Regions from separate parts of the Mus musculus genome. Here regions 2, 3, 4, 5, 6 and 7 are each linked to region 1. A link is a loop called in an ENCODE intact Hi-C map of the cell type or tissue named here. Cell type or tissue: heart. All regions are shown on one strand.

What was found. Hi-C counts contacts between places; a loop is a spot of excess contacts. Peaks named below come from ENCODE experiments on the same cell type or tissue, not always from the same donor. Only the 100,000 strongest peaks of a DNase experiment are listed, where the experiment ranks them.
Region 2: it touches region 1 in a loop (2.9-fold over the local background); 8 of 42 quality-filtered maps call a loop at or near these places.
Region 3: a loop joins it to region 1, with 6 times the contacts of the local background. A loop is called at or near these places in 2 of 42 quality-filtered maps.
Region 4: it touches region 1 in a loop (9-fold over the local background); 2 of 42 quality-filtered maps call a loop at or near these places.
Region 5: a loop joins it to region 1, with 2.1 times the contacts of the local background. A loop is called at or near these places in 2 of 42 quality-filtered maps.
Region 6: a loop joins it to region 1, with 2.2 times the contacts of the local background. A loop is called at or near these places in 4 of 42 quality-filtered maps.
Region 7: a loop joins it to region 1, with 4 times the contacts of the local background. A loop is called at or near these places in 13 of 42 quality-filtered maps.

The regions. Positions count from the first base shown.
Region 1 is chr6:4,744,848-4,748,847 of GRCm38, forward strand. Sgce (sarcoglycan, epsilon) reads right to left here and starts at 2,357. Exons shown (of 11, transcript NM_011360.3): 1 at 2,133-2,357. The coding sequence starts at 2,241. It overlaps Peg10 (paternally expressed 10), which reads left to right and starts at 2,459. Exons shown (of 2, transcript NM_130877.2): 1 at 2,459-2,731. In heart, a CTCF peak has its summit at 2,319; DNase peaks (open chromatin) are centred at 2,314 and 3,464; H3K4me3 peaks cover 3,630 bases; H3K27ac peaks cover 3,827 bases.
Region 2 is chr6:4,598,387-4,602,386 of GRCm38, forward strand. It overlaps Casd1 (CAS1 domain containing 1), which reads left to right and starts at 2,525. Exons shown (of 18, transcript NM_145398.4): 1 at 2,525-2,915. The coding sequence starts at 2,783. In heart, no CTCF peak of the experiment used is centred here; DNase peaks (open chromatin) are centred at 2,405, 2,995 and 3,115; H3K4me3 peaks cover 2,053 bases; H3K27ac peaks cover 2,258 bases.
Region 3 is chr6:5,296,742-5,300,741 of GRCm38, forward strand. Pon2 (paraoxonase 2) reads right to left here and starts at 1,599. Exons shown (of 9, transcript NM_183308.3): 1 at 1,471-1,599. The coding sequence starts at 1,544. Gm52887 (a long non-coding RNA gene) reads left to right here and starts at 3,546. Exons shown (of 4, transcript XR_003956397.1): 1 at 3,546-4,000. In heart, a CTCF peak has its summit at 1,724; DNase peaks (open chromatin) are centred at 690, 1,030 and 1,630; H3K4me3 peaks cover 1,997 bases; H3K27ac peaks cover 1,614 bases.
Region 4 is chr6:3,494,553-3,498,552 of GRCm38, forward strand. Vps50 (VPS50 EARP/GARPII complex subunit) reads left to right here and starts at 3,841. Exons shown (of 28, transcript NM_024260.5): 1 at 3,841-4,000. The coding sequence starts at 3,971. It also overlaps a transcript of Hepacam2 not described here. In heart, CTCF peaks have their summits at 1,844 (motif pointing left) and 3,750; a DNase peak (open chromatin) is centred at 3,819; H3K4me3 peaks cover 732 bases; H3K27ac peaks cover 499 bases.
Region 5 is chr6:4,406,315-4,410,314 of GRCm38, forward strand. The region is part of intron 3 of Gm46948 (a long non-coding RNA gene); the gene reads right to left. Among named protein-coding and RNA genes, the nearest start is that of Gm33788, 17 kb to the right of the region's middle. In heart, a CTCF peak has its summit at 1,602 (motif pointing right); no DNase peak of the experiment used is centred here.
Region 6 is chr6:4,555,533-4,559,532 of GRCm38, forward strand. No RefSeq gene overlaps it. Among named protein-coding and RNA genes, the nearest start is that of Gm33959, 30 kb to the right of the region's middle. In heart, a CTCF peak has its summit at 2,344 (motif pointing right); no DNase peak of the experiment used is centred here; H3K27ac peaks cover 399 bases.
Region 7 is chr6:5,388,890-5,392,889 of GRCm38, forward strand. Asb4 (ankyrin repeat and SOCS box-containing 4) reads left to right here and starts at 1,521. Exons shown (of 5, transcript NM_001355662.1): 1 at 1,521-1,906. The coding sequence starts at 1,720. In heart, no CTCF peak of the experiment used is centred here; a DNase peak (open chromatin) is centred at 1,642; H3K4me3 peaks cover 2,831 bases; H3K27ac peaks cover 3,367 bases.

The DNA of each region.
Region 1 (4,000 bases):
CAGGGGAAGAAATTAATTTGATTCAATATTTAATTTTGAGAAAAAAAAGTATATACAACCCTATAAAAACCCATATTCTTTAGATCCCTCTGTAAGCATAGAGGGAAGTCTGGAAGGGCAAACCGCACTTTGCCGACACCAGAGCAAGCCAAGGATGTCACAGGTGATCTTGGTTGCCTTAGTAAGGTACCTTCTGGAACTTGGACCATGAGAGAGAATTACTATTATTACACAAGTACCAACAAAGCCATATCTATTTTTTAGGCCGTCAATCAATCAAAAAATAAAAATACTGGCTAACATTTTGAAATGAAAAAGTCAAATAAATTTAAGCTCTGAAAGATGGGTGATTTTTAAAACTTGAATTTTCCTTACTTTTTAGATCCATGTTTTCTGTAAGTGTCAGTTTTTTAAAAGTGAACTCTTAAAAAGCTCTCAGTGAACAGCTTGGTGAATTAACTTTGAGGGTGAAAGAAATTGCTCGTAAGCATATGAGAGTCCCGCAGTCACCGGAACAGGGACTGTTAAATAAACATTGTTTTAAAATCCTGGAATCAGTCTGTCTTGCAGAAAAGGATAAACACTTTTAAATTAAAAGTAATGATTATGTTCGCCCAATTTCCTAGATAAATGTCCTTTGCTCTTGGAAATCTGCACTTATTTATTTCTGGAGGTCAACATTTAATTTCTAATAAGTAGATTCCCAGGAAATGAATGAGTTTTGCTTAGTGCTAAAAAGCTTAATGCTTTGTACAGCGCAGGGTCCTGTCGTTCACAATGGGTCAAAGTCTTGTTTTTCCTTTAAGGAAAAAAAATGCTGCAGAAGTATTGCTGAAATATGCTCAGTTTTAGTCTTTAAAAAACAAATATGTTTCATCTGTGATTTATAAATCTAACTCAGTTGTAGACAATTTGATTTTCCTTTTAACCTTAACTTTTTTGACAAAGATTAGCAACAGATTGTTAATTTTCTCAGCACCTAAGACTTTGAGCAGCTTAGGTGGGAATCCGAATTAAGGTTTTATTTAACATCCTTTCCCAGTCAGTATTTGAATGCCTTGTTCCTTTGCAAATTTCTCTAACAAAACAACAACAACAAACAAACAAACAAAAAAAATTTACAGGTTTATGTTTCAAGCCAAGGAAATGCTTGGAGCTGAGTCTCGGTGACCTGTTTCAAAGGTTTGAACCTACAGTTACTGCTCCCCAAAACATTCATTCACCCACAAGATTTAGAAACATAAAACGGCGCGGGGTGGGGGGGGAAGCTGAGGTCTCCGTGTAAACCTCACAAAGTCCGTAGCTGAAGGCTTCCAAAGCCCGCCAAGAACATTGGAAGCATCCACAGCTGTTTTCAATTGTTCTTGCTTTCCCTTCGTAACGTATTTAGTAGGGCAATGGGTGCTGTTTGCAGCATCTCTGGCCCCCAGCCATGGTTGACCCTGACCTGCACACCGCCGTTTGGCTCCCAGAATTTCATGATCCTGCTTCCGTGTTCGGTAAAACCTAAGGAAAAATCAGGTTCGCGCCACCAGGAAATATGCTTTAAAAAAAAAAAAAAAAAAAAAGCGCGCGGGGGGGGGGGGGCTTCGATCTTTTAAATGTCACATTTTGGTGGTCTTTTTCTCTCTCAACCAGATCCCAGAAAATGAGAAAAGATGTACATCTTTGTGTAAGAGAGAAAGCAGCTGGCCAGACATGTCCTTTGGTTCACATCTAGGCCAGGGAGTCTCAATTGTGGGATAAAACCCCCATCCCCACCCCGAGGGGCAACGACCCCCCAAGTCTGTTTCAGGGATCAGAAGATGTCCACCACTAGGCTGGGGGGGCGAGGAGGGGCGCCCTTCTTAATGGAAACTGGAGCTGAATTCCTGCCCTGCTGGACAGGGAGGGGCCGTGGGGGTGCAGAGAGAAAGAGAAGGCCAGGGGTCAAGCCTGGGGAGGGACCCACTTGGCCCAAAAGGTGGGCTGCAGGGTGTCCTGAAAGAGGGGTGCTGTGAGGGGGAGGCATTGGGCATAGAGCGGGACTAGCACCCTTTGGGCACGCCCTGGTACCCCGGAACCCGAGTGGGGGAGTGTGAGGCGGCGGCCTGTGGGCCCCTGAACCTCCATGTCGCGCGCAGGCCACTAACCTGTCAGTAAGAATGTGCCAGTGGTCGCGGGGCTCATCTTGAGTGTCCCCCGACCCTTTCCCGTCCAAGCACAAGGGTCTCCCAGCTCCCACCACCAGAATAATAGCATTCTTGGCCTGCCTAAGCCAACCGTCCTCGATCCTCCCCTCCCCTCCCTTTCTTTTTTTCCTCCCAGCTTGGCCAGTTCAGCATCGCGCACCCCCCCTTCCTGAGCCCATGCTGCCCCTAGCGGCGGGCCAAAGCAGTGCATGCCGCGCCCCCACCCCATCCCCCAAGGCGCCCGCCCACGCGCCCCCCTCCGCCCCCGCTGCTCGCGAAGCACGCTGGGATTTGGCGCCCCCCCTCCTAGGATCTCTCTATATAAGGCAAGCAGTCCGGACTCCCGATACACGCGTTTCCAACTTGAGTTGGTGTGTGTCGAAGAATCCTGACCAACTACGACCTGGGGAGAGCAGCCAACCGAGAAGGTCCACCGAGCCTCGCCTAGGTCTGCTGCGCGGGCTGCGGTCCGGAGCCTTCTCCGGACCGCGGTCACCCAGTGGACCGGGCCGTCGCGGGACCCCTCATCCTTCGTGGCATCGCAGAGGAATCCTCGTGTGGTGAGTATGGTTAGGATTTTTTTTTTTTTTTTAACTCCAAGAAAACGGTCACACGCAATCCCCGTTTTACATCGGGAGCTGCGGGAGATAAAAGTAGCGCCCCCCAAAATATCTCCTCGCAAATTTTGTCAAGCCTTCAGTGGCCAGATCCTGAGACGAGAGCGTGGAAAGCAAGTCTTCACGGCTTCGGGTCCGCGAATTCGGTTTCCACGACTCGCGTCCAGAAATGGTCGGTAGACACATGAGCTGCGGACAGCGATGAGCTGCAGACGCACATGAGCTACTGACCGAATTGTGATGAGCTCCCCAAATACGCTGCAAAGTGACTGGCTCTGCACTCTTAAGTGCCGCGCTACGAACGGATTGCACTGCAGACGGCCGCGTCTTGCGCTGTGATAAACTAACGGGCGCTTCATGCGCTACAAAATCCTAATAGGCGCTTCATGCGCTACAAAATACTCATAGGCGCTTCATGCGCTACAAAATACTCATAGGCGCTTCATGCGCTACAAAATACTCATAGGCGCTTCATGCGCTACAAAATACTCATAGGCACTTCACACGCTACGAACTGATGGGCGCTTCATGCGCTTCGCTGTACTAATGGGCGCTTCATGTGCTACGATGTACTAATGAGCGCTTAATGCGCTTCGCTGTACTAATGGGCGCGCCATGCGCTTCACTGTACTAATGGGCGCTTCATGCGCTTCAGCGTACGAACGAGCAAATGAAACGGGCGAACAGGCGAACCTGTGAACGGGGCGAACGGGGCGCTTCATGCGCCACAAACCAGCCCGAACTACGGTGATACCCAAAACCGATTCGTGTTTCACGTATTCAATTTGGAAAGCTGCAGGAGAGTAACCAAACGCAAAAGCGCAACAAGAGTGAATTTAGAAAATGCGCTACAAACTGCGGCACAGGCATAAGACCTGCAGCCTCTTAAGTGACACAGAAAGTAGCGTTGGGAAGACGAGAGAACGTATCTCTCCTTGGTGAGGGGACAACACAGTTCACCTTTCGGGTCAAAACTGGCTCCGTTTTCCTGTCGGACGGCTATCTGCATGATGGTGGTGGTGCTGGTGGTAAACAAAATGGAGCCCTGGGAGGCCAAAATTGGTTTTAACATTCTGCCCACGTAACTCCTGCTTATGGCAGTGGAGTGGAGGGGTGCTGGATTTTGGAGATGGCGGAATGGCCTGCCTTGTCTAGTGGTGATTGATTGAGGTGACGGTGACGGTGCACTGGACTTGGGGACACGAATGGGTG
Region 2 (4,000 bases), 150 kb before region 1:
AAAGATACATTTAACTAAAGCAAACTCTAGGAGATGGAGGGAGGGGTGAGCAATAGACTTGAGAACTATTTAGAAGAGACTGAAGACAGTGTAAACATTGGCTTGGATAATCATGTATAAAGTTGAGATTTGTAGGTTAGACGTAGATAGCAAAAGACCACAGATAATTTGAAATCTGAAATGCCAACAATTGCTAACCAAAAACTGTCCTACTGGGGAGAAGCAGAGGGTAGCTCTATAGGTACAGTATAAACACATGAATATGGCCTGACACAGTTGTGTGTGTGTGTGTGTGTGTGTGTGTGTGTGTACAGAAGGTAACTGATCCCTTAAAGAGGACGGGGACCTATCTGATGGTGAGGATGGCTCTGCCAGGAACCACTAGAAGCAGCCTGATAACTGGCACCTGGCTAGTGCTCTGAAGAAGAGGCAAAAAACAAGACTAGAGAAGGAAAAAAACTTGATAGACAAACACCAAATAACAGAAAATTCAACAGCATTTGAACCTACAAAAAATATCAGAAAGTAAAGAAGGTAAAGAGAAAGAGAGGGACAAAGAGAGGGAGAGGGAGAGAGAGGGAGAGAGAGGGGGAGAGAGGGAGAGGAGAGGGAGAGAGGGAGAGAGGCAGAGAGGGAGAAGAGGGAGAGGGAGAAGAGGGGGAGAGAGAGAGAGGGAGAAGAGAGGGAGAGAGGGAGAGAGGCAGAGAGGCAGAGAGGGAGAGAGGGAGAGAGGGAGGGGGAGGGGAGGGGGAGGGGGGAAGAGGGCCGGAGAGGGAGAGAGAGAAAGAGGAGAGTCCTTTGGATTTAACAAGAAATACCCATACCACCAGCAAAGAACCATTCAGTTCTTCAGGACAGAATGGGAACCAAGCAAGTGAAAATTTCAAGTAGCTACTCCTTCTAAAAGAAACAAAGAAGCAAATAACTTGGAACACAGAATCTAGTGGTGGTTTTAATTAAAAAGGGACATTTATCAGTGGAAAGGCATCAGCTAAGAGAGGGACCATTTATAGATGCCACAGGAAAGGGCCATCTTATGTGGAGATATCTACCAGGAAAAGCAGAAATAGGTAGAGGGGTTAACTTTAACACAGAGGAAAGGACAAAGGGGTTCCCAGATTTTCCCAGTATCTCAGAAAGCCTTCTGGGAAGCACAACTAAGTACAACGTCAGGTTTCTTTATTTTTGGCTAGCATTAGGCCAACCCTGGGGGTTAGCTCTGGTTATTGAAGGTGGATCAGAAATTCTAATTTGGTGTTGATGACATCATAGTATGTGTCTAGGATGTGATTGGCAGGCCACATATTGTTAGCCCAGTTATCTGGTTGTTGTCGTATCTGATTCAATTCTGCCAGCATGTGATCAGCCTCAGATCAGAAGAAAGAGCCAAAATTAAGCGACCACTTGCAGGGAACAGTGCCTAAGTGTTTGTACACTTATTTAACTTTATTGCTTATTAGCATTATATCTATGACAGTGATGTATGTGATTTCATTTAAGCGACAAGAATCTTTCATCATCATATGATGATTGTGGCTGGAAACATAATTTTAAAAATCCTTCAGTGGAGAGGATGGGAGTGACTCGACAGGATCTCTAAGTCCCTTTTCTCTAACATTCGAGAATGTTGAGAAGGGTCTGGAAGCACAAGGTTGGGGTTGGCTAAAAGTTGTAAAGAAGACTTGCCAACACCTCCAACTCAACAATGACTTACTTGTTCTAACCACAACATGCAAATAGCCATTCTTGTCTACAAGGCAACTCAAGACCAAGGGTATGAATAAGAATGCTTTTCAAAGGACACACAGAGTGCTGGGTCTATTGATAATCACAAAACATTAACCAAGTTTAAGGATTGCCACAGGCAACCAATCTGCTACCCTGGCCAACCTTAGTGTCAACAAAGATATTGTGTAAACATAAAGGAGAAAGGGGCTCTTATACTGACATCCACACCAACTTAGACACACTGTACAGGATGCATCTACACCCACTGCAACTGGACAAACAGCACATTGGGCAGTTGAGTATTAAACGGTGAACATGGGCCTTACACTTGAGTTGGGTGTTCGGATTTACAGCCACCCCAACACCTGGCCAGCATCTTAGGTGCAGAGGAACTTGCCAGACAGGTCGTGGGTGGCCTGCCGTTAAGGCCCCACGACCGTGGGAGAGCAGAGAGTAGAAAGTCCAGAAAGGGTGTGATGGGGGAAGCAGGGAGTGTACTTTTTTTTCCCGGAACAGTAGTTCTATTGCCCTAACCTGGGCTCAGGTAGCTGCCAGTCCACTTGGGCATAGCCCCGGAGCTGACATCTGGGCCGGGCTGCAGGCCCTGGCCCTCTGCCCCCCCAACACCCATACAGTCACCATGCCTGTGCAGCCGTCGCCGCCCGCTGCCGCCAGTGACCCGGTGACCCCGGAGGCCCGTCTGGGCCCGGTGACCCCGGAGCCCCGGGCATCCGGACCCCCGTCACAGGCGCAGCCGCTATTAAGGCAGGAGGCTACCAGGGAGGAGGAAGGGGAGGAGACAGGCGGCCAGGGCGCCTGGGGCACCGGCACGGCTGAGCAACGGCGGCGGGGTTGGGGGGAGGCCGACGAGGGCACGGGGAAGGCCGGCGGCACGGAGGCCGCAGGCTCGGACCCCTCGGCCCGCGGTTCGGGCGACGGGCAAGGGAGCTGGCGGCCGCTTCTCGGCTGGCTACGGCGCCCGCCGCCCCAGTGCTGCCCCTGCGCGGCGCCCCTTCCCCGCTCCGCCGCGCACTGTTGTCATGGAGGAACCAAGATGGCGGCTCTGGCCTACAACCTGGGCAAGCGGGAGATCAACCACTACTTCAGCGTGAGGAGCGCCAAGGTGCTGGCGCTGGTGGCCGTGCTGCTGCTCGCAGCGTGCCACCTCGCGTCCCGCCGCTACCGAGGTGAGCCGGCCCTCCCCCCGGCCCGGGCCGGCTCGGCCCGGGGGGAGGCGGCGCCGCGGCCCCGAGCGCGGGAGGCCGCCCCCCGCCGCAGCACGCCCACGCGCCGGCGGCCTCCCGCGGCCCCGCGGCGCCCCACGTGCCCGGGCCGACCCCTGCGGGCCCCTGCCCCCAGCCTCCCGCTCTCGGGGCCACCTCCTGCTGGAGCGGGGCTCCGGAGGCGCGCCCGGCCCCGCGCCCCGGTGCAGGAGGTCGAACCAGGGGCCCCCGGGGGCAGCCCTGGCGGCACCGCCTCCCGGATGCTGGGGTCGCACACGGTGCGCCCGTGGGGTCTGCCTCCTGCCCTGCCACTTCAGGGCCCAACGGTTGGACAGCGGCTTGGGCCGCCCTGCTTACTTTTGCCAAAAGGGCCAGTGTGGCTAAAGATGCCCATGGCCCACCTCCCTCCCGTGGAGGAGGTGCCACCAGCCTTTCAAACACTTTTCAAGAGTTTGGGTTGCACAGTTTTTGTTTTTGTTTTTACAAATAAAGACACTGAGGCAGGATTTTGGTTTTTGTTTGTTTCTTAAAGGAGTTAAGGAGTTGACCGGACTAGACGTGAGCGGGCGAAGCAAATAGTTAAGCCTTTTGAAAGCTGGCCTTCAATATGGGTTTACATACTGGTGGAAAGCTGGAAAGGAACCAATGAACTCTTCTCAGAAGGAATTATCCTTCAGTTGTCAAGGGATATTTGCTTGTTTTTTTGATTGATTTTTTTTCCCCTTTCCTTACGATAAATGCCACCAGGACAGTCACTGACAGTAGGAGGGAAATTATAATGATAGGATCTTTTGGTTTTGACCTTTGGTATCCTAAAAGTCATTATATGGACAGCTCTTGGTGACTGTGAGATAATTAGACAAATGTGACAGCCACGTGCACATTAGCGCTGGGCCCATTTATACTGTACAGCCCAGTCACGAGAGTACTAGAGTCTCGGCTGTATTCCCATTTCACATGATCTCTCAAAGTGGAGGCCATTTTGGTCAAACTTGATGGTTTGTTTCTACCTACTCTTGAGTTTTCCAGATCTTAAACTTTAGTATCAT
Region 3 (4,000 bases), 550 kb after region 1:
AAAGTGCTTTCCCCATGCCTAGTCCAGCATCTCTCAATGCTTAATGCATACTGTACAAGAGGATTGCTAAGAGAGGGGTGTGCTTCGTGTTGTGATTTTGTAGTGTGGTGCTGGGGCTAGAATCCCAAGCTTCGTGCATTCTGGGCAAGTGCTCTGTCCCTGAGCTACACTGCACATTATTAGCAAAGATATAAACGTTAAAAATAAAAAAAAAAAAGATAAAAGGAAGAAAGAAGAGGAGAGGGGAGGAGAGGGGAGGAGAGGAGAGGAGAGGAGAGGAGAGGAGAGAAGAGAAGAGAAGAGAAGAGAAGAGAAGAGAAGAGAAGAGAAGAGAAGAGAAGAGAAGGAAATCTGACTGTCATGCTGGCGTGTGCCTATAATAGCAGAAGTCAGGAGACCAAAGAATCCTGAGTTTTGAGACCAGACTGAGCTTCAAAACAGAGGATACACAGTGAGACTTCGTCTCAAAACCAAGAATTCATTTAAAATTTAGAAAAGCACCCAAAACCCAAGGCCGATGCCCTATCAGAACCAACTGAATTAGAATGTTTCACATGGTGCTACTTGGACGTCAAGACTCCGGGAGATCCCAATATCCAGGCCCCGTTGCTGTGCCCTTCGGGCTTATTTGTACAATGCAAGACTCATAGCAGTTTGCTGCTAAACAACCAATGAGTGCCGGCGCTTCCCTTTTGCCTATTAGAGAGAGGCCCAGTGTGAAGCACACCCTTCAGACTTGCCCGCCTTCCTCATCTGAGTCTACGTTGCCTCCCAGAACGCCTACAGAAGACTGTCTTTTCTCTTTAACCCTATAAGGAGCTGAGTACTACTGTTCCGGAACACTTTTGCAAGAAGTTTATAAAGTTTGAATTGGTAACTTGAAAGTATGATGTCTACCCAGAACAAACAATCGCTCGCTCTGCTTCTGGGACTCTGGTCAATAAATAAGGAAATGATGTAAGAACAGTAGCTGTCTCTCTCAAGCGTCTTTGATCTCCAGCGCCAAGACGGAAACCCTGAAGTTTCACCAACTATTAATGCTGGGGAGGGATGGGTTCCGGCTGAGCAGAACAGCACCAGTGACCTAAAATGAAGCTGTATAATTAGAGCGTCCACGCATGAGTAATGGTTTTGTTTTCAAATTAAAGCACTGGGTTTGCCCTTGGGGAATTTGCAAAGCTCTCTCTTGTCAGCCTAGGCAGAGGAACCTCGGCACCAGCAAGCGCTGGAAAACTTTTTCCCAAAGTGTCTAGGTCTTGGTGGAAGTGGACTGGGTCGGTTAAACGGAGCACCGGTAGCTATCCGAAGTTCTTCCTTCCATCCGGTCCCCCCCCCCCCCCGAACTAAACAAGCTCTCTCTCCAGTTACCTCCCCCCCTCTCACCCCCTCCCACCCGCCGCGCGAGCGCCCCAATCAGCTCGGCGGTCCCAGCCTAGGGACTCCCGACCCGGGACCCTCGGCAGCACCTACCTGAGCGCTAGGAACCGCTCGCCCAGCAGCGCCAGCCCGATGCCCAGCAAACTCAGAGCCACCATCCGGCCCATGGTGCGGGACCGGCCCGCCGTCTGGCTCGGGCCTGACCGAGCAGCTCCGGACGCTGGGCCAGCTCCCCGCCCCGAGCGCGGAGCCGCGCCCGATCCCCGCCCCGAGCGCCGGCTCTGCAGCCCAGGCTCCGCCCGGCGCCTCGTCCTCGGAGCACATCCGCACATGCCCGCGTGGGAACCCAACTGAACTTGATTCCTTTCACAAACACCCCGCCAAGCCTCCGATCCTCGCGCAGCTGCACCTGCTCAGCTCCCTGAAAACTTTAGGGTGGCCTCTGCGGAGTTCCCTTAATTTAGTTAAGTTTGGGCTTGCTTTTTGCTGTTTTGGCCTGGTGTTTGAGGATACTTTCCCCCTCTGTTGTGTATAATTTTGGCTTTGAGAAGCTAGGAAACAAACTCAGGACTTTGTTCATATTAGGCTAGTACTGAGCCATATCTACAGTCATACACTAGTTTTGTTATTACACATACGTGTGTATAACATTTCTATATTTAAATATAAAATATATTTAGATAGTAATTATTAAACAACACAGAAAGTATATTATATATATATATGAAATCTATTAAAATTGTACTTTTAAATGTTCTTATTGTTTTGAACATAAGGTCTCATGTGGTCCAGGCTGGTAGGGAACTTCTGATCTGTCTACCTCCATATGCCAAGTTCTTGGGCCACTCAAGGCCCTGCCTAGAGTAATATGTTTTGCCTTAGTTCTTTATTTCATATGCATGGTTGTTTTGCTTGCATGTAAGTATATGCACCACATTCATGCCTGGTATCCACATAGGTCAGAAAAGGGTGCCCACTACACCAGGAAATACAGCCAGTGTTCTTAGTGCTGAGACATCTCTCTCGTTCAGACATTTTAAATATTCCTTTCCTTTTTTTTCTTCTTTTAGATGGGAAAAAAGTGGTTCTGGACAGGTCTTATATAAGAAGTTAGAGTTGGAATTACATCCTTTTATATTAAGATTTATAGCCAGGTGTGGTGACGCACACCTTTAATCCCTGCACTTGGGAGGCAGAGGCGGGTGGATTTCTGAGTTTGAGGCCAGCTTGGTCTACAGAGTGAGTTCCAGAACAGCCAGGGCTACACAAAGAAACCCTGTCTCGAAAAAAAAAAAACCAAAAAAAAAAAAAAAGATTTTAGACTAAAACACCACAAACTCGGGACTCACTGGAGTACTAATCAATTTTCTCTTCTTTCTCCCTTTTCATTTTAATACTTATTGATATACACTTATAAAAATATAAAGAGGGAGGGCACTCGTTGAGATTGCGACAGCTACTGGGTATAACTTGAAATCAGTTCCTAATTGTTCCCAGTGCTTAATTCCCACCTGCAATGTTTGCAGAAGCTACACAGTCAGTTCCCGGGGACCATCCTTTTCTGACAGTGTTTTGTTATTGCAGCTCGAGGTGACCTCAGATTTGAGGCTCTCTTGCCTTGCCCTCGTGAGGATTACCAGCAGATGCTGGCACATCAGGCCAGGTTTCTGTTTTGTAACCAACCATTAAGGAAAAGCAGATGCCGGTTTGTACCTGGCCCCTCACCAAAGGGAAAAGAAAGAGATCTTCCTGTTCCACACATCTGTGACCAGCCCTAAGGGACTCTGGGATGTATCCACTGTCTGATAGACAGCTGAACAATTGCTCTTTCAAAGTCCCAGAAGATGTACTTTTTATGCACTTTCCATCACAGATAACTTCGCAAAATACTGTTTGTCAGGGCACACAGTTAGGTGGGTAGGATTGCCAAAGGGATCAAGTGCACTGAAATGTGATTATCGAAGTGCTTTGAAAGTGAGTGTATGCCACAGAAATACAGTAATGACACAGCCCTTCTCATCTTGGCATGGGAGCCACCCTGTGCCCTTAATGGCATCTCTGAGTTAGGTGTGATCTTAGCACAGCAAATCAGAAAGCTCTAGAAACATTCTTTCAAAGGAAGATAAAGGGCCAGGGCTGGTGACTGACTGGAATCTCACCATGAAGCTAAAACAGAGACTGGAGAATATTGGGTTTAAAACTAGTCTGAACTAGATAAAAGGCTGAAGAAAAAAATTCAAATGAGGTTAGGTATGTTATTTAAAGATACATGTAACAACTATAGTGACAACTATTGCTTCTTTTGGTAACAAAAATTTTTAGTAGTTTCTTACCTTCATAAATGAAAGAAATGCAAAATTTCCTTTCAAATCAATGTTTTTTACCTTCATCCAAAATTATCAACAGCTCTGAACTAACTAACCTACTTATTTGTGTTTTTCTTCTCTTTCTAAGTATCCTGCCTCTAAAATATACCCTCGGATCCTTTAAATCATCCACGAGCCTCTTAAGTGAAGAGATCCAACTTGGGATGTCGCTTCTGACTGACTGCATAGACAGGCATTGAATTTTACCATCCGTGGCATGAATCATCAGGAGAAACCTTGCAGATACCATCAAAATT
Region 4 (4,000 bases), 1.3 Mb before region 1:
AGCAGTGAGGTAACAGACCCTAGCCTGCCTCTTGCTTCTGTGATTTGAATACAGAATGAATGTGTATACAAAGGACACAGGCAGTAGGAACACCTGTTATATGTTCTGCGAGAACACAGGGCTGTGGCTTTCAAATAGTTTCTTGGTGATTCTCAGTAATTTTTCAGTATTGCTTTATAAATTATACTGAGTTATTCACAATAAGAAGGAGGAAGATACTCTCTTTGCGTGGCCTCGTGATAAATAAAACCCAGATCTACTTTCTTATCATGAAAAATTATGCCATTATTTTGAAATTTGAAAAAAATACTTTCTATGAAAATTGAAGTACTTTATGAATTTCCTAAGTAGCCATTTTTCTTCACAAAATTATCATGTGAATTATCATGTAAAGACTGTACCAAAGAACCAAAACAGAGTATTAGAGATTTTTTGTGTTTTATTTTCTATTACAAATGGCTGTGATGGTTTTATTGGATCTGTGTATTCATCTCACTTTCTTAAAAAAAATAAATCACATGTCGTTTGCAAGTGGAGCTGAGGCATACATTTTACATAATGACAGTGTGTAGCACACAGCAACAGATAGTACTTGGGGTCATATTTTCTCAGCTCAAGCTTAGAGGAAGTGAACTAGTAACCATTAAAATCTTGCTTGTGTGTTCTGGCTGCATCTTCTAGCTCTTTTCAGTGCCATGAAGTAGGTGGGCTGAGAACTTTGCTTAATTCAGTAAGTTCCAAGAGAGCTATTGTTTGTAAGAAGGCTTTGGTCCACACTTTCTGCATGGAATGGAACATATCTAGAAACATTTGACCTGAAGCTAGTAGAATTCTCAATATAAGTAATTTTTAACAGGATAGTCTCACTGAAGAAATTCAGTGATTAGAGTGTGGGAGTGAAGGAAGGCATGGTTTTTCATTTTAACTGCTTCAAAGAAGACTGTTATTCAAATATTATTTAAAAATTAAAAAAAGAACAATTGTTATTCTGGAGAACAACTTTGGAAATACTCTTGATGTCAATGTTCCCAACTTGTTGAAGATGTGTCTAAAGGCAAAGACACTACTGTTGGGAAACCTGAGTTCTTTATACAGTTCAGTTGCTTTATAATGCTTCACACCTCAGAAATATGTCAAGGGCATCCTCAAGCCCAGGCAATGACTACAAGTTTCTCCACACCCTCTAAATTCTGCACACATACATATTCACTTCAATGTATTTACTTAGATATATACTTTCCTTCTCAGATCCTTGACTACAGCGAACAATCTTAGTCATTGACATCCAAGCATAATTCTCATTTTTCTTAACATGTTTCCCCAGAAATAAACCCCTGTGCTCTTTAGTCTATGTTGTCTGCTCCTTAGCCATTCCTTAAGAATTTCACACAAATTTTCATAACAGACTGCACAACATCCAATTGGAAAAAAAAAAACCCATAGGATTTAAATAGATACCCCACAAGCTCCTTCACTCCATTTAGATCATTCTTCATATTGATCAAATAAGATCATTCTTCATATTGTCCTTAAACTAAAAATGGCTTATTATGAGAGTTCCAGGATCCTTGGTAAGATGTGGGAAACGAAGACAGTATGGAGGGGTGCCCCTAGTATCAAATATATAGCATTTAAAGGACTTACGAATATTCCAGTATTTTCCACATTTTATATTAAAATGCCAACTTTTGTGACAGAAAGAAATAGTAGGTATTTTAATAAGGACTTAGATACAAGAACGATCCATTTTTGTGCTCTTTTCCCTGTTATTATATACATTCAAATTTTTGCATTATATGTGTGGTTTGTACAAGAACTGTTCACATTAACCATGCGCCCTCTAGTGGTTTGCTGGTAAATATAACTGTTTGTGACAGTACTGGTGAATCAGGAGTTGAACATTGAAATCATACAGGCAAATTTAACTTCAAGAGCTCCCAAAATGACAGAATTCCTAAAATAGTTCCAAAGAGTTTTCTAAGAAAAGGAAAATTCTCCCAGAAATATGGCATCACTTGGAGGCAGTGGCAGGGAGATCTCTGAGCTTGAAGCCAGCCTGAGCTATATAATGAGATCTCCTCTGGGGTTGGGAGGTGGGGTTGGGTTGTCTTAACACAGTATTTCATAGCACAGTTGATAATCTACCATCTGCTTCTGTAATAAAAAAAAAAAGGTCCCATATCCTCGACTGTTTACTCACCTTAGTTATATTTGCATTAAAATGAATGCACTAAAACCATTTCTGTGCATAACGATTACATTAATATAAGGAGTCACTGAAAGTGTGTGGGTGATGAGGGCAGGACTGCTTTCTGGTCTTGCCAATCACACATGGTTTACTGTTCATTTACATTATTGGGCTGGTTTTGTTGTACACAGTGAGCAAGCATCTACTACAAGCATTTCAAGCAGCTGTAATCTTTAATACAGACCCCTTCATATCTGTAGAATTATTTACACTAGGAGAATCAATTGGGGGAAATCCTCAAGATTACATGAATGGTTGTATCTAAGGTGAACTAACTTTGTAATTACATTGCTCCCAAAGAGAAGTGCATCTGCAGGAAAAGCCAGCCACTAGAGGAGGCAACTGCATAGGCGATTTCTGAGCTAGTGTCCAACCCTCCATACAGTCAAGTTTATGCTTTGCTTTTATAATAAAAACATTAGTTATTAGTTTTTATAATACGTTAAACTAATGTAGTTAAAAGGCACTGGTGTCCTGATTTAGGAGTCACTCCTCAGCATAATACCGGGAACCTTTAAGCATTTAAGTCATCAGTTTATACGTCTAACAATCTTAGGTAAGTATCTTAACTTCTCCATGCCTGTTTCACCATTTTTTAACATGAAGATGATGGTAACTCCAGAAGATGTTCATGCATACGAGCTTGCGGGTGTGTTTCTTGTGTTTTTCTTTCTTTCCTTTTCAATCTTTTTGTTTGTTTGTTTGCATGTTTTGTTTTCTAGAGGGAGAAAGAAAGAAGGTGCGTGGAAGCAAGTGTGGCGGTAGGGGCAGATCTAGGATGAGTTGGGGGAGGGGAGACCTGATCAGAACATATTGTATGAAAAATTGTAGTACAAAAACAAAACAAAACAAGGAAAAGATGCTCATGTAGATAAATGCATAAGGTCATACACATGAAGCCATTAACAAAATTTCTCCCAATTCGTAAGTTTTCATTGTTACCTATTGTTATTAGCTCTGGGTTTGCTGCCCCCCACAGCAAAGTTACCCCGTTACTTTCTCCTTTATACTACTAATAACAAGATCAGGGCTTTAAAGTGACAAGTGCCCTCATACTTACTGACATCTGCCTCGACTTGCCTTTGCTAAAGCAGGTAGAAAAATGATAGGTGGGGTAGACGAAATCCTTTGATTTTTCTAGAGCGTTTTCAGGAAATGCCAAGAATGAAGAAGAACCTACGGCTGGCCATCAGTATCTTAGGGGTCCTGCCTCCCACTTTCCTCAGGGCACACCCAGAGCCACTGGGAAATTCCTTGTCTTAAGTCACCTTTCCAAGTGCTCTTTATGGAGGTCAATCAGTCTCTTTCCTCGCCTCTCTAGCCCAGGTGTGCTTTCTCTTGCACTCCTAGAGGGCATCTTGTCAAAGTGGACTATCTACAGACGCTTCAGAGTTGTTTAGTTCAGTGGCCAGACTACCTAAGTCATAGGTATTCGCCTCGCCCAACGCTCTTCCAAGTCCAGGTAGTGGCTCTGGAACAGAAGGAGTCCCAGTTCATTGAAGCGACTGCTTCTTGGGAAATGTAGTACTGAAGTTGGCCTCCTCCTTTGATTGCAGCCGGAAAACTACATTTCCCGTCATGCTCGGGGAAAGGAAGGCTGACCCAGGCGGGCAGCTCCACGTGACGACTCACTATGGCTTCCCTGTGTTGTAGCCGGCTGTCTGGTGGGATTATGTGATTTGTTACTTCTCCGAGGCAGGGTAATTGTCTCTCGACTTCGACATGCAAAAAATCAAATCTCTCATGACCCGG
Region 5 (4,000 bases), 340 kb before region 1:
CTATGGAGAGGCAGATTAGGATAAACCTCACTATTGCTGATCCTTCTCTTACCTGTTAATGGATAGTGCTTATCGGAGAGTATAGTTCTTGTGTCACGAATCTCACTAAGTGTTGTGTCTCAACTAGATCACTCATCATCATCATCATCATGATACAAACAAATGCAAGACCGCACACTCATGTCCCCTCCTGCCTCTGGTTGAAGTTCCCGCCTCTTTTATACTACAGTGCTACTTAAGATTGCTTGAGTGTGCTGTCTTTACTTTCTCTCTTGAGCGTCCTTCGGTCAGGCATCTGATGAGATGAGTCAATCATTGATGATGGCTCTGGTGCCTGCCTTAGCACAGAGCCACAGGTGGCCTCTGAGACTTCATCTTCCTTGGCTTATCATCCCAATAGCAAGATTGGGTACAGCGTTCATTGATGAAAAGCCTTCTGTACTTGACACTGTCCCTTGGGGCTTCTATCTGGCTCACTTTAGTCTTGTTATTTGTTTCTTTCATTTTTTCCCTTCTCTTTGCAGCATTCAAGTGACCCCAGAGCTCAGTTCACAGATTTTTTTCACTTTCCATTCTGACTCAGAGTCAATGTAGTGAGTTTGAAATGACCCATAAATATCTATTTGAAGATTCTCAAGTATATGCATATTCTCGTCCATAACTCATGTGTCTGCCTGTAATATCGTGTTCTACAATGGCATTTCACAGTCAACAAGTCAATTTATTTCATTTAATACATTTATTAGTTGATGTTAACTGTGTAAATATTTACTGTGTGCAATATGATGTTCTCAAATTCCTATACATTGTAGGGTCACTCAAACAAGCTTAATAATATATACATTATCTCTATATTGATCACTTTTGTGGTGAGAACACCAGAGCCCTCAAGGTGATTTTCAAGTATACAGTGTGCTGTTATTAGTATAGTCACCATGCTGTACAATACAGACCAAATTCATTCCAAAATGCAGCTTCCCTCGAGGTTTTTCTCAAAAAGAAAAGAAAGATAGAAAAATCAATTGTTGTGATTGCTCAGCCCCAAATACAGGGTAAAGGCAGATTTTAATCAGAGTCGTTTCCTTAGATGTTCATCTGAATATCTGCAGTGAAGTCTGGCCCATTGTAAGTGATCCATAGATAATAAAGAAAAATTTAGTGCTATAGAGTTACAAATAAAGAACGTTTGAAATAACTGATACCTATCATTTTTAAAGTGAGGGAGAAGAGCAGTGTCGGAAAAAGATCTTGAAGGACTAGCAGTAATGCAATAAGATAAGAAAAATATGAGAAGATGGTCTCATGAGGGGAACAACAGAATTAACAACCATAATAAGCATTATGTGGGACAGTGTGGTACTTTCAGTCAAGTCATAGGTATACGGGAAACAGTTCTAAAGGAATCCTCAAAAACAAAGAAAGGTGTAAGAGTCTTAAGAAGGAGAATAGAATTCCATAGCACCTTAAGAGACTACGAATGTGCTTAAAGACACAAGTGGACGAATGATAGGAGATGAAGAGACAATATGGATATTTGACTCTCTGGCCATAGAACCCAACGCATACACCATACTACTGTACTAAGTTGTGATGCTGAAATTGGCCAGTAGAGGGCATAAAACACTTCCACCTCTACAATTCTCCCCCAGCATCCTTTACTACTACTGGATGGAGCCCTTTCAGATGCTGAGAACCAGTAAGCAAGAGAACTGCTTGAGACAAGAACACTCTGTAAACAGAGTTCATTTCCTTTGCCTTAGTGATCTTATGTGGAAACAAAATAGTCATTTGATTCACCATTGGCATCATCTTTCAGTGGAATTCCACCACAAAGGGCTTTGCTGACAGTGATAGAAGCTGGATGTAAAAGAACAGAGGCGGGATAAAATTTCACCAACACTAAATTCTTCCTGTAGTCAAACTCACTTCCAAGAAAGAGATGAAAATCCCTTTCTCTTCTCTGGCCTTCACCACGCAGTTTTGTGCAGTCCTAGGACCCTAATTCTTTCTTATCTTATTAGTTTTGCACAGACCTGTCTCTACTGTCATTTCAAATAAATTTTGAAGCAAGATATAACTTACGAAAGTCAATGTAGTTCATAAAACTACTAGAATTGAGAAGAATGCATTGTTACTAACTTACACGTAAACTTTTGGTACTGTTAGTACTGGGCTTCATGATTTACAGTTCCAACGCTCTCTCAATTATTCATTATTGCACAGTTTATAAGAGGGCACAAAGTTAGCAATAACAATTACATTAATGATAGAGTGAGTTATTTAAATTAATTTTAATAGTCATTATATTTGTGATGACAATTATGGTTATGACTAACTATGATTACAGCAGCCATTGTAATCATAATAAGCTCAAGGATGGTTTAATTCTAATGACTTCATCCTAAAGAAATTAGAATATAGAACTGTAAGTGAATGCAGCTATGCTTGTTAGATAGAGGAATGTTTTTGAATATTGGTTACTGGATATTAACCTTCTCCATGAAATCAATGACTTTTTTTTTAAATAAAACCAGAATTGTTGATTAGATGCTATAATCAAGGGAAGGGGGGAGGGGGGAATGTGTGTTATTCTTAATTTTATAAGTCTTAAATGGAAACTATTTGGATTATAGGTGATATGCTGAAATGACCTTGGTGTTTTTCTTAATTCCACTTATCAAAGTGATGAGAGCCTTTGAGGCACTAAGGAAGAGCATGTCCAGCTATCATGAAAATATGGAATTAGCATACATGGAACTTTCTGGGGATATTTCTATGGGAAGGTATTCTGGAGTATTGTCCTGTTTTCATATGCAGAAGTAAGAACTTCTTGTTAATCGTGACAACAACCCCATGTGTGTGCACAGTAACTCCAAAAATGAATGGGTGTGGTTTGACAATTGATAAGTCTTACAAAAGTCAGTACAATTTCCTGCTGGCCATCTTGTCTACCCTCGACTCTCTCCAAGGGTATTCTCTTCATGCCCCGAAGGCTTGTTGTTTTGCAGGATTCCTTGGATAGCATGGTAAAGCTGGCAATCTGGAGTGAGTTCACCTTCAGACAAGCTGAGCCAACATGGTCTTTGTGGGGGAGAAGAAAATGTCGAATACCAAATTTATAATAAACATGAGATACACTCATTTTCATGCAAATTTCTTGCAGATGGAAATTTCATTTAATGATGGCTGGCTGTGGAGTCCAGCCAAGGGTTTGTAAATACCAAGAGGATATCAGTATGTGAGATGTCCTCACTAATGAAGTAGTCATACACATCACCACCACCACCATCAAAGATGATAATTTCTAATAAAAATATCTGAAGATGACACGAAGTTACTCTCTTTGAGCCAACATTCGTTGGCATAGAATCATGATGAAAACTTGACTCTTCCAGAGGGGTCAGGACCAAGAGCAATTTCTAACAGAAAAGATCTGGGTAAAAATGTCAGCCAAGAATTTGTCAAAATTCTGTTGATTCTCTACTCTCAGGCTTCCTTGGAGGTGTTCTGAGCCACAGAGGATGCTGTTCTTTCATGCACAGTGTGGTGCCCCAGGCTAGCTTACTACTCCAACCCCAATCCTAACAGAAAACAGTCCACACAAGAAAAAGACTGCTTTCTGCCCAATTTGTAAGTGTGGTTTTACACAAAGAAAGGCACTACCGGGCTGCCTACAATTAATTTAAGTATTTCAGCGATGACTCCCAAGTTTATCTTTTTTTTTAAGGAATTCAGATTATTGGGGTGAAGTAGAAATGACAACTGCTGTTGTCTGAAACAGAAGCACGAGACACCAATATCTCCCCTGTGGTTCCAAAACTCCTGTTGACACATTGATAAAGGGAGGATGTTCCCGGACTGGACTGAAATTCTCCTCCTGAGAACAAGTGAAACCAACATAAGCCTTGAGCAGCCCAAGAACAAATGAAGAGGAAATGACAAGCAAGTCATTCATACAGCTAGAGAAGGAGGAATTAATTGATCAAGGGGAAATGTTTAA
Region 6 (4,000 bases), 190 kb before region 1:
GTGCTATGCATTAGTATTTAAAAATTAGCTGCTTTGGTTAGAGACAGTGAGTAAGCCTCTCAGGGAAGGCAGGGAAGGCTGCGCAGCCAGCTGTCACTCGGCTCATCTGGACAGAAGTCTTCATATCGCTCAGCCGCATCTCCGTATCTCTGAATACATATTAGTGTTGCCCACTAGCCAAGCCAAGCAGGGTGCAGCTGGACAGTGAACTGTAGGGTTTCCTTTATTAAAAAATGATTGAGACGATGTCATTCTTTGTCTAACATCATCTTTCATGTTCTTGGCCACACGTCTAACATGCCAGATATTTGAAAGCTTTTATCAGAAAACGCTGGCTCCCTCAAGTCAAAGGCATTATTTAATTTAGTTCTGGAGTTGGTTGAGAAAAATTAATTTTTGTTTCTATTAATTCTGCAGTCATATCTGTGTTGTGGGTGGACTATTTAACAGCTCACGTAATCAATAAATTACCGCTAAAGCACGGGCTGTTAATCAGAGACTCTCGCATGTGAGGTTGTCTCCTTGTTTATTTTCACAAGCTTTTCCTTCTCAAGAAACTGCCATCTTGTGACGGCAAAGCAACAGGATGTCACACAAAGCAGTGGCTCCTTGAACATCGTGTTTGTTCCTCATTGGAGACTCACATATCTCGACAAGTACCGATATCCAAAGCATTCCATCACCTTCCACCACTCTTGCATGTGGGAAGCGGTCCACAGTATCTGTTGGTTACTGTGCTAAATGCCACTAGGATAGGTACTCACATGTCTGGAGTATTCTACAAAGAAGATAGAACACTAGGCTTTCCACCATTTTCCTTTATAGAGAAAGCAGATGAGAGTTATCCATATGCTATTGGGTAGTACTATGTTTTAACAGCTGAACTAAGATATAACTAACACAGTGCTCTGTCTGCAGGTATTTAATACACAATCTTGCTATATCTACGAATGTTACTGTTTTGAAGTAAAAAGTTAGAAATGAGTGAAGAAAACTGCTCTGTGTTTACACTACAGAAATCACAAATAAAATCTCTGCACATGCCCCTCCAATCTCTAAAACTATATATATGTGTGTGTGTGTGTGTGTGTGTGTGTGTGTGTGTGTGTGTATAGTAGATAAGGGTTCTTTCTTTATCAAAATGTAAGTCAACTGTGTATGCTGTGGTGTATTTTTCAGACATTTTACTAGTGTCATGGACAATTTTCATGTCATTAAATATCACCCAAAAGATGATTATTAATATATATCATACATTTTTGTTTATCAATAGCAAAACAATTACAAAATAAACAATGAAGAAAATAATCATTAAGGAAAATTTTCAATTGCAGCAACATTCTAAAATATGGAAGTTTTTTTTTCCACAACCCTTAGTATAAGGAACTATTTAAGGTCTTAGTCACATTTATAGATTTTGTGGTGTGTGTGTGTGTGTGTGTGTGTGTGTGTGTGTGTGTGTAAAGTTATACACCCTAGTTTGGCTGTGAGGTAAAATGTGCTTTTCAAATGCTAGCAGGCCTTTTGCAGAGATGTGCTTTCCTTCTCGGCACTGGGCCTGCAAAGGGTATTTTCTTATTTATTTCATGGGTGACGTTCACATGAGGAAGTTTTCTTTTATATTTTGCTTGGCTTTTTTGCCTTGATTACACATTCATGTGTACATTTCTACTTGTATAATGTGCAACTCGTCACATCTGGAAAGTGTTTGGATGTGACGTGAGGTAAGCAGGTACCTTTGCCCCTAGGCTGACACGGGGTCTCTATCACATCATAAATTCTCCTGCGTGCAATCGAATTTTGATTTGTGCCAGTGGAGTGACGAAAACTGCAGCTCACTCCCTGAACTTTCTTCCTTTTCTACCTGTCCCCTTTAATGTGGCTGTGATTTAAAGTGGTGGGCTTTTTTCTTACACACCATAAAGCATCGTTATTAAAGTCTTACATTTAGATTTCTAGACACACATACCTGGTAAGGTAGTGCAAGCATACACAAAAAACAAAGGCAGAGAGGAAGTAGTAACCGCTTTCATCTTAGAGCTCAGTAGCAAAGAATGATAAAACACTGCGGTCCTTTAAATTCTGCAACTATTTTTCACTTTCTGGGTTTGTAGGGGTGGGGTGGGGGTGTTGTAAACACAACTCTTTAAAAGGTTTCCTAAGAGTGACTGTTTTCTTTTTCCAGCCAAGATACTAACTGTGAAATTCCTTATTCTTCCAGTAGAGTTTGAAACCACTCTTTGAAAGAATTTCAACATGCAAATTCACACTCTAAGAACAGAAGGCCTCCCGCCACCCAGCCCCAGTTACTCATTAAAATGGAAGTGTTCTGCTTCCACCAGCGGGTGGCAACCTCAACATACACAGCACAGTCTTGTCAATGGAACCACCTCGTGCAAAGACGAAATTGACCCCCAGTGTCTGACACCAGTGTCTGACTCCAGCTGCCGTCATTGCCCTTTAGCTGCGATAAAAAACAACAAAGGCCAGACCTCAAGAACTAATCACAACCAGAAACACTCTGCAACAGGCAACCAAATTACCGCCATTAAACGTGGGTCCAGAAAATCAACCATCTTTTTGGTTGTGAGTTTAGAGTTTAGTCTTTAAACACACGCACAAGAACACGCACACGCGCGCGCACACAGAGTTTGGCAACCTCACAGTTAAAAGGATGCATAGATGCAAAATAAGGTAAAATGTGTGTGTGTGTGTGTGTGTGTGTGTGTGTGTGTGTGTGTGTTTGATGCAATAACAATGAGAAAGGGCAGCCATGGATTTGAAAGAAAAAAAGGAAGACGAAACAAAGTATGTGGGATGGTTTAAAGAGAGGAAAGAGATAGGAGAAATGCTGTAATCATATTGAGAGGGAGAAAGGGAGAGAGAGAGAGACTGTGCATCTCTCATGCTCCTAAACTTACTCTTTTCATATTTTCAGATAGAATTGCAAAGAAAGTTCACAATAAATCACCTGTAATTTTAACTGTTGCTTAAAGTCAGTATAGAAGGTGATGAGGGTGACCACTGTGGTGAGCAATGCACACATTTGAATTGTGGGGGAAATGTGTGAGGACCTTAGGTAGCCAGGCTTGCAGTCCAAGGCAGTGGGAGTAAAGGAGAGCTCTCAGGGGCAAGACTTGAGAAAGACTGTGTGAATTAGCCCTTTTCATATGTCTTGGAAGCAAAAACAAAGGTCAGATTAAACTCATAGCTTCTTTTCTTTTTTTTTAAGAGCACAAGTTTATCGTACCAAGCATCAGATCATGAAAAGACAGCACTGTAGGACACTATCAGAGACAATTTGATCTATATATTTATATGCTCAGTCTCTAAGACAAATAAAACAGACCCAGGGTATTAATTGGGGAGGGTGGGGAGAAGAACCACGCCTTTCTTGCCCTGGTCATTTGGAATGAACTAAATGACTATCATTTGACTGATCGAAAACCTCAAAACCAAGGTAGACTAAAGGGCAGAGAGCAGGGCCAAGATGGGCATTATCCTCAAATCTTCCATGAAGTCCTGGGCGTTCTGTCCATTCCATATAGCCAATGCTCTGCAGCTAGCCCTGTGGCTAACCAGCACATTGGTCTCTCTTATTTCTATTGAAGCTAAAAGAGCAGAACAACAACAAAAAATTAATAGAACATTTGGCAAAATGGTAAGCACACCTTCAAGCTGAGTTAAGTCAAGGCTTAGTAAAAACAGAAAACAAAAACAAAACAAAAAGAAAAAGAACCTCCTCGGGCAAATAACAATGGCAAAGATGATAACACTGAAAAAAAAAAGAGAAATTGAAAAAGTTATCCTACATACAAGAGTAAGGGCCACTGGAGTAGGAAGTCCCTCCATTCAGCCTGCAGGTCTCTGATACTCAACATCAAACAGAAATCTAAAGGCTCAAAGAAAGACTTGCTCACACAGCATCCACTGGGGTTCTAGAGTGGCAGGCACTGCTTTATCCTGACCATTTTGCACATTTCACAGTGTATCTAAACCC
Region 7 (4,000 bases), 640 kb after region 1:
GTATGTATCTAAAATTTAAATGAGTAAACTATTAAAATTTCAAATAAAAGTTCTTTTAAAAAGTATGTAGAACTGACCCTCAGTGTTGGAAGTCATGGTAGTGGGTGTTGGCAGATTGACTCTCCCGTCTAAGAGTGTGTGAGGGGGTTCTGGTGGGCTTACAACTACTCTGTTGGGTCTGGGTGTTGAATGTGAAAATTGTTATGATTTGGTAAGTTCTGTGCTCAGGACTGGCCAGTTTTGTATATTTACGTTCCACATCAGTACATCAAGTGAAAGGGTATGCTGATTCGCAGTTGCGTTTATAGACATATTTGTTATTGAAAAATTTAAAAAATTCACACTGCAAGTACTGCAGGGATTTTTTTATATCATTTTTCTGAACCTATCCATGATATGTAAATTGCAGCTAATTTGTATACTAGTTAGCACTTGATAATTTTCTGACATTAAAGACACTAATAAGTAAAATTAAGTCTTCAGTTTTGTCTCTAACTTTTTCTGTTGAAAAACTAACAGGGAGAAATTTTAATAATAAAAACTAGCAGGTAACTGCATATTGCCCATGACAGTAACCAGCTGCTTAACTTTGGGCCACATTTGTTCCCTGTGTTCTCTCTGTCTCTGTGCCTCTTGTCCCTTGCTCTCTGTCCTATTTACATGTCTGAACTGTTTTAAAACAAAAGTGTTAAAGACCTTGGATGGAGTTAGCTCAGTAATAAAACACAAGCTGTGTGAGTCCCTGGGTTTGATCCCTAGCAAACACACACACACACACACACACACACACACACACACACACACACACACAAGCACTATGTAAACAGACAGAGGATGTGTGAGACAGTGTGCTAATTGATTAGGCATTGCTTTAATTGAGGACAAACAGGATTCTTTTACAGAACCCAAATACCTGACTCACATTTTCAAATCAATAAGCTCATAGTAGAAAGTAAGATCCAGCTTGTATTTGTTTTTGTAATTTGTTCAAACATGGCTTTTTTTTTTAACTGACTTGAGAAATAAAATGCAGGGTTCAATAAAGTCCACTCACTTGTTGCATTGATTTTCTTGTTTCTTCAGGTTCTTTTTTTCCCCTAAAATGACCCCCCCCCATCATCTCACTACCCCGCCCTGCTTTTCTCATAATATTGAAAAATTTTTAAGTGTAGGTTACTGACAAACCTTCTGTTTGTTTTTAGATGTGCATAATTAGGCTCGATTTTACAGGCTCATTTCACAAAATCATTAAAGGTTTTCAGTAGCACGTGTATCAACAACAGAAACAAATTCTCATTTGGGGCTATTAGTTAGTCAGACTAAGATACTGCGGCTCCAGCCAGGCGCCAGATGTTTTTTGTTGAGGAGAAAACATAAAGAGAATTAAGAGCTTTGTAAATCTTACACTTTCACTTTGGTCTTGTAAGAAATAATTGTGACATTTCATGCTCGGAAATGTGTCACAGAAGCCTTCCTGCTTATCGACTCCACGTAGAGCGGAAGGGACCCGCTTACGTATCTCCAGTTTAAAGGACCTGAGAACTCAGGGAGAGTCTGGGAGGATATTTTGAAGTTTGAAATGATCCCTATATAAATAGAACGGGTCAGCATAACTTTGGGATAAAATTAGCCGGCAGTTTGTGGACTCTCCAGCCTTGCCTGTGTGCTGGGTGCTGCTCTCCTGATAAATCATTGCTCCGCTTCCACAGGGCTCCGAGGATGGACGGCATCACTGCCCCTATCAGCAAAGCTGGAGCTGCCAAATTAGTTAAGAAAGATTTCCTGGAGGCTCTAAAAACAAATGACTTCGGAAAACTGAAGGCTATTTTAATCGAGAGGCAAATAGATGTGGACACAGTGTTTGAAGTTGAAGATGAGAACATGATTTTGGCATCTTACAAACAAGGTAAAAGAATTGGAGAGGTGTAATTGTGAAATTGATACAAAATGGATTTTTAGGTCAGTAGGTCAGCTTTTGTCTTTAAAGCAGTCGTTCTTATTGTTTAAGTGTTTGTTTAGACAGTATTTCTTATTTTTAAAAATCTTCCCTTCCCTTTTAAAAATCAGAGCGCATTTGGGGGTGATTTTCATAGATCCATACAGATTTTTGTCTATGTATTTCTATTTATTGCTCTTTGCCATTCTTGCGCCTGGAATTTGGGACCCTGGGAGGTTGTATTTGTCATGCACGGTGTGTGGGGGACTTCCCTTGTGACTGTGTTGGTACAGAATAAAGAAAAGCCTCTAGGCTCTGCTTAAAGACGCTGAGATCTCTGTGTGACAGTGTGGTTCTCGGTCAGGCTGCTGATTCTTTCCTAACAACCACTTACAGATATATCACCTCCGTGTCCCTGTGAATGAGAAAGGGGACCTTCTTTTCCATTTAGAGAGTTAATGAATGGCGAAAGATGCGCCAGGGGCACTTCGATGGTCTGCATCGGTTTAATGGGTTTCAGTGCAGGAACAAAAGCTGAACTCTAAACACCACAAAGTTAACTTTTATTTTTCTTTTCTGCTTGGCTGCAATAGTAGAGAAAAAAATTGAAAAATTAAAATTCAGAATCTCTGCTTTGTCCAAAAAAAAAAAAATAGGAAATCAAAAATTATAACAAAATTCTTTAAGTCTCCCCCTCCCCTGGAACTCCTCTTTAATAAATCAGAACAAGATTAACACACTCATTCTGATTTCTCAAATCAACTAGATAATGGGAAAACTTCAATAGTTAGACCGTTTGGCGAGCATACTGCAAAGAAAGACTCTATTTACCTTCACTGCTGCCTAGAGAAAATATGTGGGAAAGTCTTGGGAGTCGGGTGAAGGGAGACCTATTTATGTTCAAATATAAATCTGTTTTTTATTCATACAAAATCGTTAGTGTCACCAAGTTGCAGATACAAACACAAGTAGGATTTCTCTCTACCTAATTCTCTGTCATTTCTGAAATAAGTAGAGATGAGTTGAGGTCAGTTGCTGGGCTTGCTCTTTGATTTGTGTTTTATGATAAACTGTCATTGCTGTTTTGTCTGAAAAATTAAGAGTTCTATTTTTTTTCTACAAAGTTGAAAAGATTCTGTTGAAGAACAAATTATATGCTATATAATTAGGTTTCTTGGAACTTATAACTTTGTTTCGTGGTTCAATCTGGATACTAAGTTTATTTTAAAGAAACTTCTATGTGTGCCATATACAACAGGGCTCAGATTCAAGCCAGTAGCTAATGTATTTGATAGCGAGCAGCAAAGACCACCTTTTCTTATCTCTCAGGCAGGTAAACCCTGCAGACAGGCTCGGAAGTTCTGAGACAGGGAACTTAGAAGTTTGGGCTCCTGGAGAGCAGGCTGTTTTTTTCTGTTATCTCTTGGGTATCATAATCCCCAAATGTGAAGAAACTGTGTTTTAAATTCTTCTTGTCAAAATAAGCTAATTCCTGTGGCCCCCGTGGAACTAACTTTTTATTTATGCCGATGATTGTTTTACTAGCATTCAGGCTATGAGGTGTGGCTTTCAGTTAGAGGCAGAGATTTAAACTGTCTCCAAAAGAAAAAAAAGTCTTATGTAGGTGTTCATCTGGAAATATCAGGGTTTGCATTTGTATTTTCAGGGCTGTCCAGGAGATCAGTGTGCGTGTGTGTACATAATATCTATAGAAATAACTTTTCTCTCCATTTACCATGAATATGTAGCTGTGAGTCTGGGGTAGAAATCCCACTTTCTCAAAAGTTACTTGAAACTTTTTCCTAGGTGCCCACCTCCAGGATTAATGCCAGCTTTTTTTTTAAGGTAGGAATGGAAGCAGTGAATAGAACCCTCGCCTCGGCCCTGTAAAGTAGATCTAAGTGGTGATATCAATGTCTTACCTCACAAAGAAATTCTCAGAACAGTGTGGGACAGAGCGCTCTACAACTGGGTAGCTAATTAGTTACTCAGTCCCTTCTGGAGTTTGTCTAAGAGATGGAGCAGCCCCTGTGTGGCCTTGAAGAACATGTGTGGCTGGATTAC